Regions from separate parts of the Homo sapiens genome. Here region 1 is linked to region 2. The links are chromatin loops, found by intact Hi-C in ENCODE. Cell type or tissue: MCF 10A. All regions are shown on one strand. Links, peaks and the distances in the headings refer to the core of each region. The heading gives the core; the rest is flanking DNA.

What was found. Hi-C counts contacts between places; a loop is a spot of excess contacts. Peaks named below come from ENCODE experiments on the same cell type or tissue, not always from the same donor. Only the 100,000 strongest peaks of a DNase experiment are listed, where the experiment ranks them.
Region 1: a loop joins it to region 2, with 4 times the contacts of the local background. A loop is called at or near these places in 1 of 110 quality-filtered maps.

The regions. Positions count from the first base shown.
Region 1 is chr18:46,533,738-46,539,559 of GRCh38, forward strand. It overlaps LOXHD1 (lipoxygenase homology PLAT domains 1), which reads right to left. Exons shown (of 41, transcript NM_001384474.1): 26 at 4,419-4,600; 27 at 598-714. Among named protein-coding and RNA genes, the nearest start is that of LOXHD1, 120 kb to the right of the region's middle. In MCF 10A, for the core only: no CTCF peak of the experiment used is centred there; a DNase peak (open chromatin) is centred at 2,914.
Region 2 is chr18:46,321,521-46,327,342 of GRCh38, forward strand. No RefSeq gene overlaps it. Among named protein-coding and RNA genes, the nearest start is that of ARK2C, 9.6 kb to the right of the region's middle. In MCF 10A, for the core only: no CTCF peak of the experiment used is centred there; DNase peaks (open chromatin) are centred at 651, 1,021 and 3,251.

The DNA of each region.
Region 1 (5,822 bases), core at 306-5,305, 210 kb after region 2:
ACATGGTGAAACCCCATCTCTACTAACAAAATATAAAAATTAGTCGGGCGTGGTGGCGTGCGCCTGTAGTCCTAGCTACTTGGGAGGCTGAGGCGGGAGAATTGCTTGAACCCAGAAGGCAGAGCACTGTTGCACTCCAGCCTGGGTGATGGAGCAAGACTCCATCTCAAAAAAATAAAATAAAATAAAATTGCTCCCTCTTCATTCATATCCATAGCTATGGCTGAGATCTATCTCCTAGGTTTATACTTTTGTGGCTTCAGAATGTTTTTAAAGTTGTCTGGGGTGGATTTTCTATGTGAGTTGACCTTGAGTTACAGGAAGGGCACTCTGGTCAATCACTAGTAATATGGCCTTGGAGGTGGGGAGGAGAAACATGCCCAGACCCTCCTCCTCAACCACGAAACCAGGTTCTAGAAAATTCTGCTTGGGACCAGAGCTTGTTTCTGCACTCTGAGTGAACTGGGTGAATTTTCATTATGAGATTTTTATCTCAATAAGGCTGATCTAGCCAGTAGGTCCTCACAGGGAATTTGCCTTGAACCTGCTCTGGAAAGGGACAAAAGAAACAGCAGGACAGACCAGTCAACAACTCACGTCTTTATCCGGGAGGAGCCTGCGGATGTCCACGTGAGAGCAGTGCCACCCAGGATTCATGCCCGTGTTATTATGGCCAATCCGAATTTTTTCAATGATTTCTCCCACATCTTCTAACTTTGGAAAGGAGATAAGGCACTGAATGTTAGCTGAAAGATCCAGGAAAGTATGGCCTTGGCAACATCCTGCTTCCCCAGGGCATCCACCCTGAGTCCCTTTGCATTTCCTCCTGATACGTCTCCACTATCCAGCCAGGCCAGCTCCCATTGTCCTTGACACACACGCCATGCTTATGCCTCATGTCCCCTCTCTTAAAGTCAGCCTTGACTCCAGAACTTGGTTTAATCCACCTTCTCTGGGAGGGGGACCCCTCTTCAGCATGGAGCCCAGCTCCCCATCTGCCACTGCTCACTGTTGTAGCAACTCATCCCCTGTGTGAGAACTGAACTGGGTAGCAGAAGATGAGTTCTGGCTGTGCCATGCTCCTGTCTTGCCAAGTGGACTTATTCAAGGCCCCAGGCCCCTAAGAGTCCCCCACCTTCCAGCCACTCCTTTTCTGTGCTCCCACATAGAAATGCCAGTCCCTAGAACTCCACATTCCTTGCCACGGGGCCTTTGCACATGCTTTGCTTGCCTCTCTGCCTTCCTCTTCTTTACCTAACCCATACCTGCTCAACCTCGTAATCCAGGTCTCAACTCAATGATCACTTCCTCAGGAAAGCCCTTAACCTCCCCGAGAAAGTTAATTTTCTTCATGACAGGCTCTTGTTGCATAGTGGAGCCCCTCCTTGGAGTACTTCTCATAGTTGTAAGTTTTCATTTATTTGTGTGACACCTACCATCTCTTTCACCACTGAGAACCACAAGGCAGGCACCATTTTGCTCTGCATTGTATCCCAAAAACCTAGAACAGTGCCCATGACCTAGGTACTCAATAAGCATTGGTTGCAAGGACAAAAGAGTGTTTCCTTAGCTGCAAAATGGGTACGATAAAATCAGCCAGGCCTTCTCATAATGCGGTGGTGAGCCTTAACCACGATGGTGTGCATGAAAGTCCCCTGAAAAAAAAAAGCTGATACATGTGTGCCAGGTGAGCCCCTGAACTGGGCGGGGGATGGGGCAGCTACAACATCTTCTCTCTCCCACCTGGAGCCTCCAGGTATGGGATGCAGAGGAGAATCTCTGGCTTCTGTGACCTTAATCCTCTAAGCACTAAGTTGCATGGGACAGGATGGCTGCCTCTGTTTTTGTTGTTGTTGTTGTTGTTGTTGTTGCCCAGGCTGGAGTGCAGTGGCGCAAACTCAGCTCACGGCAACCTCCACCTCCTGGGTTCAAGCAATTCTCTCCTGCCTCAGCCCCTGGAGTAGCTGGGATTACAGGTGCCTGCCACCACGCCCAGCTAAATTTTGTATTTTTAGTAGAGACAGGGTTTCACCATGTTGGCCAGGCTGGTCTTGAACTCCTGACCTCAGGTGATCCACCCACCTCGGCCTCCCAAAGTGCTGGCATTACAGGCGTGAGCCACCGCGCCTGGTGGTCATCTCAGTTCTAACGCCTCAGAGAGCAATGTGGCCTTTAGGGGACAGCTACTCATGGTTGGTGGGCCTCAGAGAAAGACTCAGAGGACATCAACATCAGAAGGGACCCTAGTATTCTGGAAGGTGAAAGAATTAGGCAGAGAAGTCTCTGGAACTGAACTTCTTGAGTCTAGATCCCAGCTCTGCTGTTTTAAGACACCTTGAGTAAGTCTGCTTAACCTTTCTGCACTTTATTTCCTCATCTGTAAAATGGGATGATCATACTAACTACGTCTTGGAAATGTTATAAAGATTAAATGAGTTGATACACATCAGGTCCTTAGAACTGTGCTGGCCCTTGGATGTTCTCAATAACTCTTAGCTATTATTGTTCTTTTCCTGGTCAACATCTTTTCTTAGGAGGGGGCCACAGAGAGAGGAAGCGGCTTCCTCCTGAGATAGTGGCTGAGCCAGAATCAGATCCAGGGTTACCGACTCCGCAATTCAGCGTTTTACCTCCTACCTGAAAATCAATCAGAAAAGGGAAGTGCAGAGAGAGGGACACAGGTGGGCAGAGAGACAGAGGCCAGGAGACAAAGCCCTTTCATTTGTTTCCCAGCTCTCACACTCCCCCCAAATCCAGAGAGATTTGAAAAGAAAAAAAAATAGCAACAAAATTACTGGCAAATTATAGCTGTCTATTAGTGGGGACTTCATTGATAAAAACTCCCCGGAAGTCATGCCGAGGTGTGATCACAGCCTCAGCCGCTGACGGCATCAGGCCTGGATGACTCACGCACCATGACATCTTGGGTGGATGAGATGTTAGCTTTGTGTGGATTAATGAATCACCCTTAAATTTTCTCGTTAAAAGACTCAGCAAAGGTGACAGACCTTCCCACAAGTGCTGACTGCTCCAGAGAAGGTGGGAAGAGAGCAAGGCATCCCCCGGGATAGAGACTGGCCCAGGAAGAAGGAAGGTGCCCTGGGCTTTGTTTCCTATCAGAAAATAAGGGGCACATCTCCAAAGATCCCACTGCCTGGAGGGCCCAGCCTTCTGAGGCTCCTGGCTCTTCTCCTTCAGGGTCTCCTGCGCTTCCCCTCTAAGTCTTGCTTCATTATTGCCATCTATCCAAGTTACATCACACTCCTCCCATGGCTTCTACTCAAACCTCAAGCCACATGCTTATTTCCACCTCTGAGCTGTTGGCCATGCTGTTCCCTCTGCTAGGAATGCCTTTCCTCCTTGTCCCTGCTAATGCCCCCTTTCAGATCCAACTCAAAGCCACCTCTTCCAAGGAGCATTCTCCCTTCTCTAAACAGTGATAGTAAGCTCAGTCCATTTGCTTGTCTACTGCAGTAGCTAACTAAGAGTGCATATTCCAGAGCCAGTCCTCCTGGGTTTCAATCCTGCTCCCACTACATCCTAGCTGTGTGGTTTTAGGGAAGCAACTAAACCTCATGCCCCAGTTTCCCCATATTTACACAGGGACAATTATAGCACAGAGTTTTTATGATAATTAAGTGGGTTAGCCTATGACAGTGCCCTCTGACCCACAGGGTCCATGACAATGACCATCACCAGACTCTCTCATTACCTTTGTTGGGAGGACTGGGGTCCCCAACTTGACCGTAAGCCCCTCTCAGGCAGGATCTGAGCTCTCCCCTTCTCTTGTGTCTCCCACCCAACCTAGTGCACAGCTGAGCACACAGGGCAGGCACAGTGTGCATGCACTAAATTGAAGTATATGGATTCCAAGGCATTATGACCTACATGCACAGTAAACACTGAACAACAGCACCTCCATTGTCAAGACCTGATGGGAAGCCATGGAACATACAGAATGCTCTTCTCTATTAAATTGTTTGACCATAGCTTGAGAGCTGAGCAGGAGACCCTAGCCCATGACCACTGGTGGTGGGATTTCCACCTCTCCCTGGCTAGCAGTATCAGCAGAACCCCACAACCAGCAAGTCTGGGAGCTATGTTCCACCTGTGGATAAGTGTCTATTGTTGGAAGCTCTAGAGAGGCCCGTTGGCTTTATGCCTCTAGTGTTCCCAAGTCCTGTCTCTCATCATTGCCTTTGATCCTGACACCAGTCCAGGAGGAGCAGGGTGAGCTTCACCATTCCCCTGGTTGCTTGGATGTACTGAGGCCCAGGAAGGTAGGATGAGCTGCTCACCTTCCTCTCTAATAGCAGTGCATCAGGATGAAGGGCATGTGTTCTGCCCTGAAGGTAGGGCTTCTCCTCTCCCTCTGTCTGACCTACTCCATCCCTGGACAGCCTGCTGAGCCCAAGTACCTCTACGATGAAGCGGGAGGCAGACTTCCTCTCAAAGAACTGCTTCTGTTCCCTCTTGTTGGTACACAGATACTTCTGCTGGGTGCACACGGCATCGCAGCCATAGATGATGATGAAGATGTTGGCATCTGTCCCAGCAGCAAAGACATCACTGGTGTAGAGGGTGATCTCGTAAGGAACAACTGAGGGTGGTGGTCAGAGGGCAAAGCCAGAGTGGATGAGAGAACAGAAAACAAACATGGTGAGAGCCAGTTCTTCACCAGCACAACCAGCCCAGACCCTTGCACTGGGGAACTGCTGCCCGGGGAACTGCTGCTCAGGGACCTGGACCTTCACAAGGTTGCCTAGCAACTGCAGGTGGGGTCCTGTCCTGCCCCGCCCCCATGGAAAACCCTCACCCCCTCAGACCAGGGTGTGTGAGCCTCTCACATGCCAGAGCACATGTAGCAGACTGGTTGAAAGCACAGGCTTCAGAATTTGACAAGCCCAGGCTGGAATCCCAGCTCTGTCTTGACCATTGGTGTAATCTGGGCAAGTTAATTCTGAGCCTCAGTGTCCATTGTCTGTAAAGTGCCCTCGACATGGTGCTTGGCTGAAGAGACTCCACAAACAAGAGCACTAGATTTCAGGGGGCAACTTGCTGACTGGATCGGCCAGTCTACGGTAGTGAGCATTCTTTCACTCTTCTCCGTATCCCCTGCTCCCAGTCTCTCACTTGCTCCCAGATGGCCTGCCTGCCCCAACCCATCCACCTCACACCCAGCCCCTCATTCAGGTTCCGTCACATTACACACATCTTTTATAGGGGAGAGGATAGCAGGAGGCGAGGGCTGCACCAGGGTTTATTGGTCCCACCAGGGACTATCTCCCCTAGAAAGAGGGTTGACAAATCAGTGCTGTTAGCAAGCAGCTTCCTGGTGGGCAGCCACCGGTGTGAACAGAGACCAGTATGTCTCTATGCATGGGTGGAAGACCTTTGCTTCAGAAACTTTTGGGGATGCTTGTTAAAAATACAGATTTGCAGGCCAGGTGTGGTGGCTCATGCCTGTAATCCCAGAACTTTGGGAGGCCGAGGTGGGCTAATCACTAGAGGTCAGGAGTTCAAGACCAGCCCGGCCAACATGGCAAAACCCTGTTTCTACTAAAAATATAAAAGTTAGCTGGACGTGGCGGTGGGTATCTGTAGCCCCAGCTACTTGGGAGGCTGAGGCAGGATAATTGCTTGAACCTGGGAGGTGGAGGTTGCAGTAAGCTGAGATCACGCCACTGCACTCCAGCCTGGGTAACAGAGTGAGACTCTCTCTTAAAAAAAAAATGCAGATTTGCAAAACCTGCCTTAGTTTCTCTGCAGGATGGGTCTAGGGATCTGAATATTTAACTCATACTTTATACTAAAGTTTGAGA
Region 2 (5,822 bases), core at 328-5,327:
TTGGAATGATGAAAGTTCTGGAAATTGTGGTGGTGGTTATGCAACATTGCTAATGTACTTAATGTGAATGTCCTTGATGTGACTGTACACTTAAAATGGTTAAAATGATACATTTTATGTTATGTGTGTTTTGCCATTACCAATAAAACAAAATGAAACAGTCAGGCTCAAATTTCACCCTTCTGGTTTTGAAAGTCCCTGATCCAAGGCCCCCCATGAAGCCACTGTCAGCTCATTTCCCTCTTCATTAAATTCATTCCTCATCTGGCTTTGCTTTGGAGAGGTTATTATTGGTAATCAACCATCAATTCATCTCTAATGATGCAGCCTGAACACATTGTTGGCTGAAGCCTGGACCACATCTGCCTTGCAGGGTGACATTCCCAGGAGGTCTGGATGACCTCTGACCTCTTCCCACCCCTCTTTGGACCCATAGAGGCCCTGCTTCTGCCCTTGGCCTCTCTCCTTCAAGTCCCCAGGACCAGTCTTATAAATCAGCAGTTGTCTTTCCTGGGACTCTGAAGGCCTCTCAAATCTACCCCTTCTGCCTGACCCAAACCTGAAACTCTATCTTTAGAGTCTGAGGTGTTTGACTCAAGGCACTGTGACTACCCAGAGAGGCACGCTCTCAGATTTCACTGGAGGGCAGGGGACCCAGGAAGGGAGAGAGGGACGGACAAAAGAGAGGGAAATTCAGCAGCCTCAGTAACTATGCTAAGGAGGGCTGTGCCTGTGTTTCCTGAGCTGTGAGAAGACTCAGCTTCCAGAAGGCTGACAGATCAGACGGGTGCTTCTGCGTAAATTTACATGAAAACTTATTGCTTTTCCGAAGGGCACATTTTAAACAATACCTTAACCCAAAGGATGGAGATGGTGGCATTTTAAGGCACTGTGCCTGATTTGAGGAGACTGCTGAGGGCATCCGTTGGAATCCCGAGCCACTCAAATTCCACTGGAAGGTGAGGCCAGTTCCTCTAGCTAGGTGTGGCCAGCCTCACTTCTGGGGGTTGGGACAAAAAGTAACACTATGCAAACAATGTGCATCACGTCTCTCCTGATGGAGCGACCAGGGCTGGGAGGCACACCCGGGTGTGTGCCCGAATGCCAATTTTGCAGCCTCAACTTGGATAAAGTATCCCAACCTCTCAGTTTCCTCACCAGTGAGAGGAGGACAAGCTGAGCCGCAGGGAGGGATGGTAAGCAGCAGGTGAGAAGGCACGAGGACACGGGACAGAGCAGTGCTGGTGTGGAGCTCTGCAAGCGCCCTCCCCCAAGGTCTCAGACCCACATCTCAGGACCTGTCTCCAAAAGAACGAGTCACCTAATACTAAGCACAGAGTTCACCGCGGGAGTCAGACACCAGCTGCAAAGTCAGAAAGGAGGCTAAGCCACAACACTATCAAAATGCTGGCCTGAGAACCTGATTTTTTTTTTTAAAAAAGAAAATCCTCAGTTCTCGTAGGATTAGACATTTCTTTTGTTCTCCCTCAGCAGGCTCCAGGGCAGCAGAGCTGGGAGAAGTGGAAGTGTTCTTTAGGTCACGCTTTTGCTCAAGAATGCACAGTGGCTCCTCGGTGCTAATAGAGGGACAGTGAGCAGCCTCTGGTCAGCAGCGCGCAGGGTGCTGGGTGTTCAGTGGAGAGCAAAGCAGACACAGGGCCACCCAGCCTCAGGGACTGACTGGCTAGATCTCAGAGCCATGTTTTTCAAAGAGGGGCCTCCGACCATCTGCATGAGATTCACCTGCCAAGAGGTCGTCCTTGCTAAAATGCATGTTCCTCAGCCATGCCCTTAGCCTCCCTGGGTCAGAATCTCAGGGAATGGGACCTGGGGGATCTACCATTTATTTATTTTTATTTTTTATTTTTGAGACAGGGTCTCGCTCTGTCACTCTGCCCAGGCTGAAGTGCAGTGGTGCAATCATGGCTTATTGCAGCCTCAAACTCCTGGGCTCAGGCGATCCTCCCGCCTTAGCCTCCCGAGTAGCTGAGACTACAGGCATGCATCACTACACCTGGCTAATTTTTTATTTTTGTAGAGATGGGGTCTTGCTATGTTGCTCAGGCTGGTCTTGAATTCCTGGTCTCAAGCCATCCTCAAGCCTGGGCCTCTGAAAGTTCTGGGATTACAGGCACCAGCCACTGCACACAGTCAGGATCTATCTTTTAAACAAGTTCTCCACAGGATTCTTATGCACACTGAAGTGTGAGAACCAGCCCCATAAGGACATGCATCCAGGGACTGCCCTGCACTGTTGGTGGATTTCTTTTTTTTTTTCTTTTTTGAGATGGAGTTTTGCTCCTGTTGCCCAGGCTGGAGTGCAATGGCACGATCTCGGCTCACCGCAACCTCCACCTCCCAGGTTCAAGCAATTCTCCTGCCTCAGCCTCCCGAGTAGCTGGGATTACAGGCATGCGCCATCATGCCCGGCTAATTTTGTATTTTTAGTAGAGATGGGGTTTCTCCATGTTGGTCAGGCTGGTCTCAAACTCCCGACCTCAGGTGATCCTCCTGCCTTGGCCTCCCAAAGTGCTGGGATTATGGGCGTGAGCCACTGTGCCCGGCCCTCTCTGTGGATTTCTACCAGTCACCTGCTTCCCCGACCAAGGAGGGAGTTACTGAGGGAAAATGAAGAAGTAAGGAATGAAATAAGGTCATGATGTCTCCCTTGCCTGCAGGGAAAGCCTAAATCATCACACCTGTCACATCTCGCTTGTTCAGTCTGCTCTTAGCATTCATTGAACACACTGGGGCCACTTCCCCATGTTTCCCCATCCTGCTTGCCTCTCCTTGTGCATTAAAGCAGTGCTTCTTCTTATGCACACAACTTACCCAGTTCCATAAACCTGAACAAAATCTTGTATCACAACCAAAACATGTCATCTCTGTCTTGGCCCACCTGGGGAGGAATCAGTGGTCATGTGATGATTTTACGCCTGACTGCAAGTAGGAGAGAGTGAGAGAGAGTTGCAAAATAACAACAGCTTCAGTGAGACTGCAATCTAATTATTTCCCATTTCAAAGAAGTCATAGGAGGCTGTCTGGGGTTGGTAGAGTAGCTTTATGAAATCATCCAGTATCCAGCCTCTTTCAAACATGCTTCCTCACTGTCTTTAGGGTGTACTTTCCTCCAGTCCTACATGGCTGTTCCAGTCCAGCCCTGCAATCCATCTTCCAGTTAGTGCAAATGATAAAGAGGTGGAGAAAGGCACAGCTCTTTGCCTTAAAGAACACTTCCTGGGAGTCACACATGAACTTCTGCTTACATCCCATTGCTCAGAATTAATCATGCCTGACTGCAAAGGAATCTGGGAAATGTAGTCTTTAATCCAGGTGGCCATATGCTGAACTAAAAGTCAGAGACTCTATTATCCAGAAAGAAGTGAGGAATAGATAACAGGGCCTGCTAGCATTCCCTGCGACACCTTGGCAGCCTACCCCAGTTGCAGGTTTGCCTTGGTAAGCCCAATATTTGAGCTGATTTATGAATATATGAAACTGTCTCATGTCCAATAAGAGCAAAATCAGACAGCATGTGGAAAAGTCAGTAGAAGTTAGAATCAGATAACTACAAAAGGATTAAGAGGAAAGTTTAGCTTTTCAGAGATGAGTACATGTGATTCATTTGAATGGTGTCGTTTGGATTTAAGAATGACTGGATTAGAGACCACCACTGAAATCTTAACGTCATCATAAGGAAAAGAGTGCCTGCAGAACATTCTTTTCCCTGGTTAAAAAGGTCAGGTGTTGGTCGAGTGTGGTGGTTCATGTCTGTAATCTCAGTACTTTGGGAGGCTGAGGTGGGAGGATTACTTGAGGCCAGGAGTTGGAGAACAGCCTAGGCAACATAGTGAGACCCTGTCTCTACAAAACAAAAGAATTTTGTTTTTTTTTTTAAATTAGCTGGGCGCTGTGGTGCACCTCTGTAGTTCCAACTACGTAGGAAGCTGAAGTGGGAGGATCACTTGAGCCTGGAAGATCGAGGCTGCAGTGAACCATGATCAAGCCACTGCAGTCCAGCCTGGGTGACAGAGTGAGACTCTGTCTCAAAAACAAAGCAGCAGAACAAAAACAAAAAACAGATCAGGCATGTCATTGGTTCCTCCTTGGCCCTGCATTCAGGATCAATGTGCCATTCCTAAGCCTGACTTTCAATCCCACCTGATTTCCCAGCCCCTAGAATCTACCCCCACCTTTGTTCATGTTGTGCCTAGATGGTAGATTACTTTTCCTGACACTTCACTCTGATGCTCAGAATCCCCCGGTGCTCCCCACTGCGTACCAGAGAAACTTCTGGTTTCTTCACCAGGTGTGCCCACACACACTCTTTGTTCCCATCACATTAATTCATGTTTCCTTAACTCACCCTGGATCTCCGTGTGAGCTGTCACTTTGGGCATGTCCTAAGAGGCTTTGCAGGTGTCCACTTGCCACGCAGGAAAAGGACATGTCCTGGCCAGCGGAAAAAGGATGAAAGATGTGGGTCAGAACCACCCAGCAATGCACAGACGCCATGAGAAACAACAGCCGCAGCCGCCTTGGAGCTGGCCAGCCTGCAGCTCAGGGAGAATACATGCTTACTGTTGTGTGCCACTGCCGGTTTGATAATTATTAATGATGTAATAGGTTGGTAGCAATCGCTAACGCATCCACCTGACTAGACATGCTCTTCCCTTGTCTAATCCCCTCTGCAGTATTTTCTTTTCTTCTTTTTTTGAGATGGAGTCTTGCCCTTGCCCTGTCGCTCAGGCTGGAGTGCAGTGGCGCAATCTCGGCTCACTGCAAGCTCCGCCTCCCGGGTTCACGCCATTCTCCTTCCTCAGCCTCCCGAGTAGCTGGCACTACAGGCCCCCGCTACCACGCCCGGCTAATTTTTTGTATTTTTAGTAGAGACGGGGTTTCACCGTGTTAGCCAAGATGGTCTCCATCTCCTGACCTCGTGATCCGCCAGCCTCGGCCTCCTAAAGTGCTGGGATTACAGGCGTGAGCCACCGCGCCAGGCCTGCAGTATTTTTAATGACTCGTTTTAGGGTACGAATCACTTCTACCTTCAGTTAGGATTAGATCTGGCCATGAACACAGAGACCCGAGTCTCAGTAGTTTAAAAAAGACAGGAGTTTATTTTTCTTGCACCGAGGTTGTGAAGGGGACACACTGTCCACCGCAGCCATGTGTGGTGAGTGGGAGCCGTCTGTGTTCTTGAGGGCTTCAGCGGCAGAGGGGAGACCGTCCAAGGAGGGCTTCAGCGGCAGAGGGGAGACCGTCCAAGGAGGGCTTCAGCGGCAGAGGGGAGACCGTCCAAGGAGGGCTTCAGCGGCAGAGGGGAGACCGTCCAAGGAGGGCTTCAGCGGCAGAGGGGAGACCATCCAAGGGAGTGAGTGGGGACTAAAATTCAGCCTGAAGTTCTGGCCTACGTCTGTGTCAAAGGTGAGAAAGAGCGCTGCTTCCTAACTTATCCACCCAGAGATAACATCTTTTTGTGTGCCTGCAGAACGCAAGGATATGTGCTAGCTTTTTTACCTTTTCCTTTTTTTTTTTTTTTTTTTTTTGAGATGAAGTCTCACTCTGTCGCCCAGGCTGGAGTGCAGTGGCACAATCTCGGCTCACTGCAGCCTCCGCCTCCCGGGTTCAAACAATTCCCGTGCCTCAGCCTCTCAAGTAGCTGGGATTACAGTCACGTGCCACCACACCTGGCTAATTTTTGTAGTTTTAGTAGAGATGGGATTTCACCAATTTGGCCAGGCTGGTCTTGAACTCCTGCCCTCAAGTGATCTGCCCACTTTGGCGTCCCGAAATGCTGGGATTACAGGCGCAAGTCACCG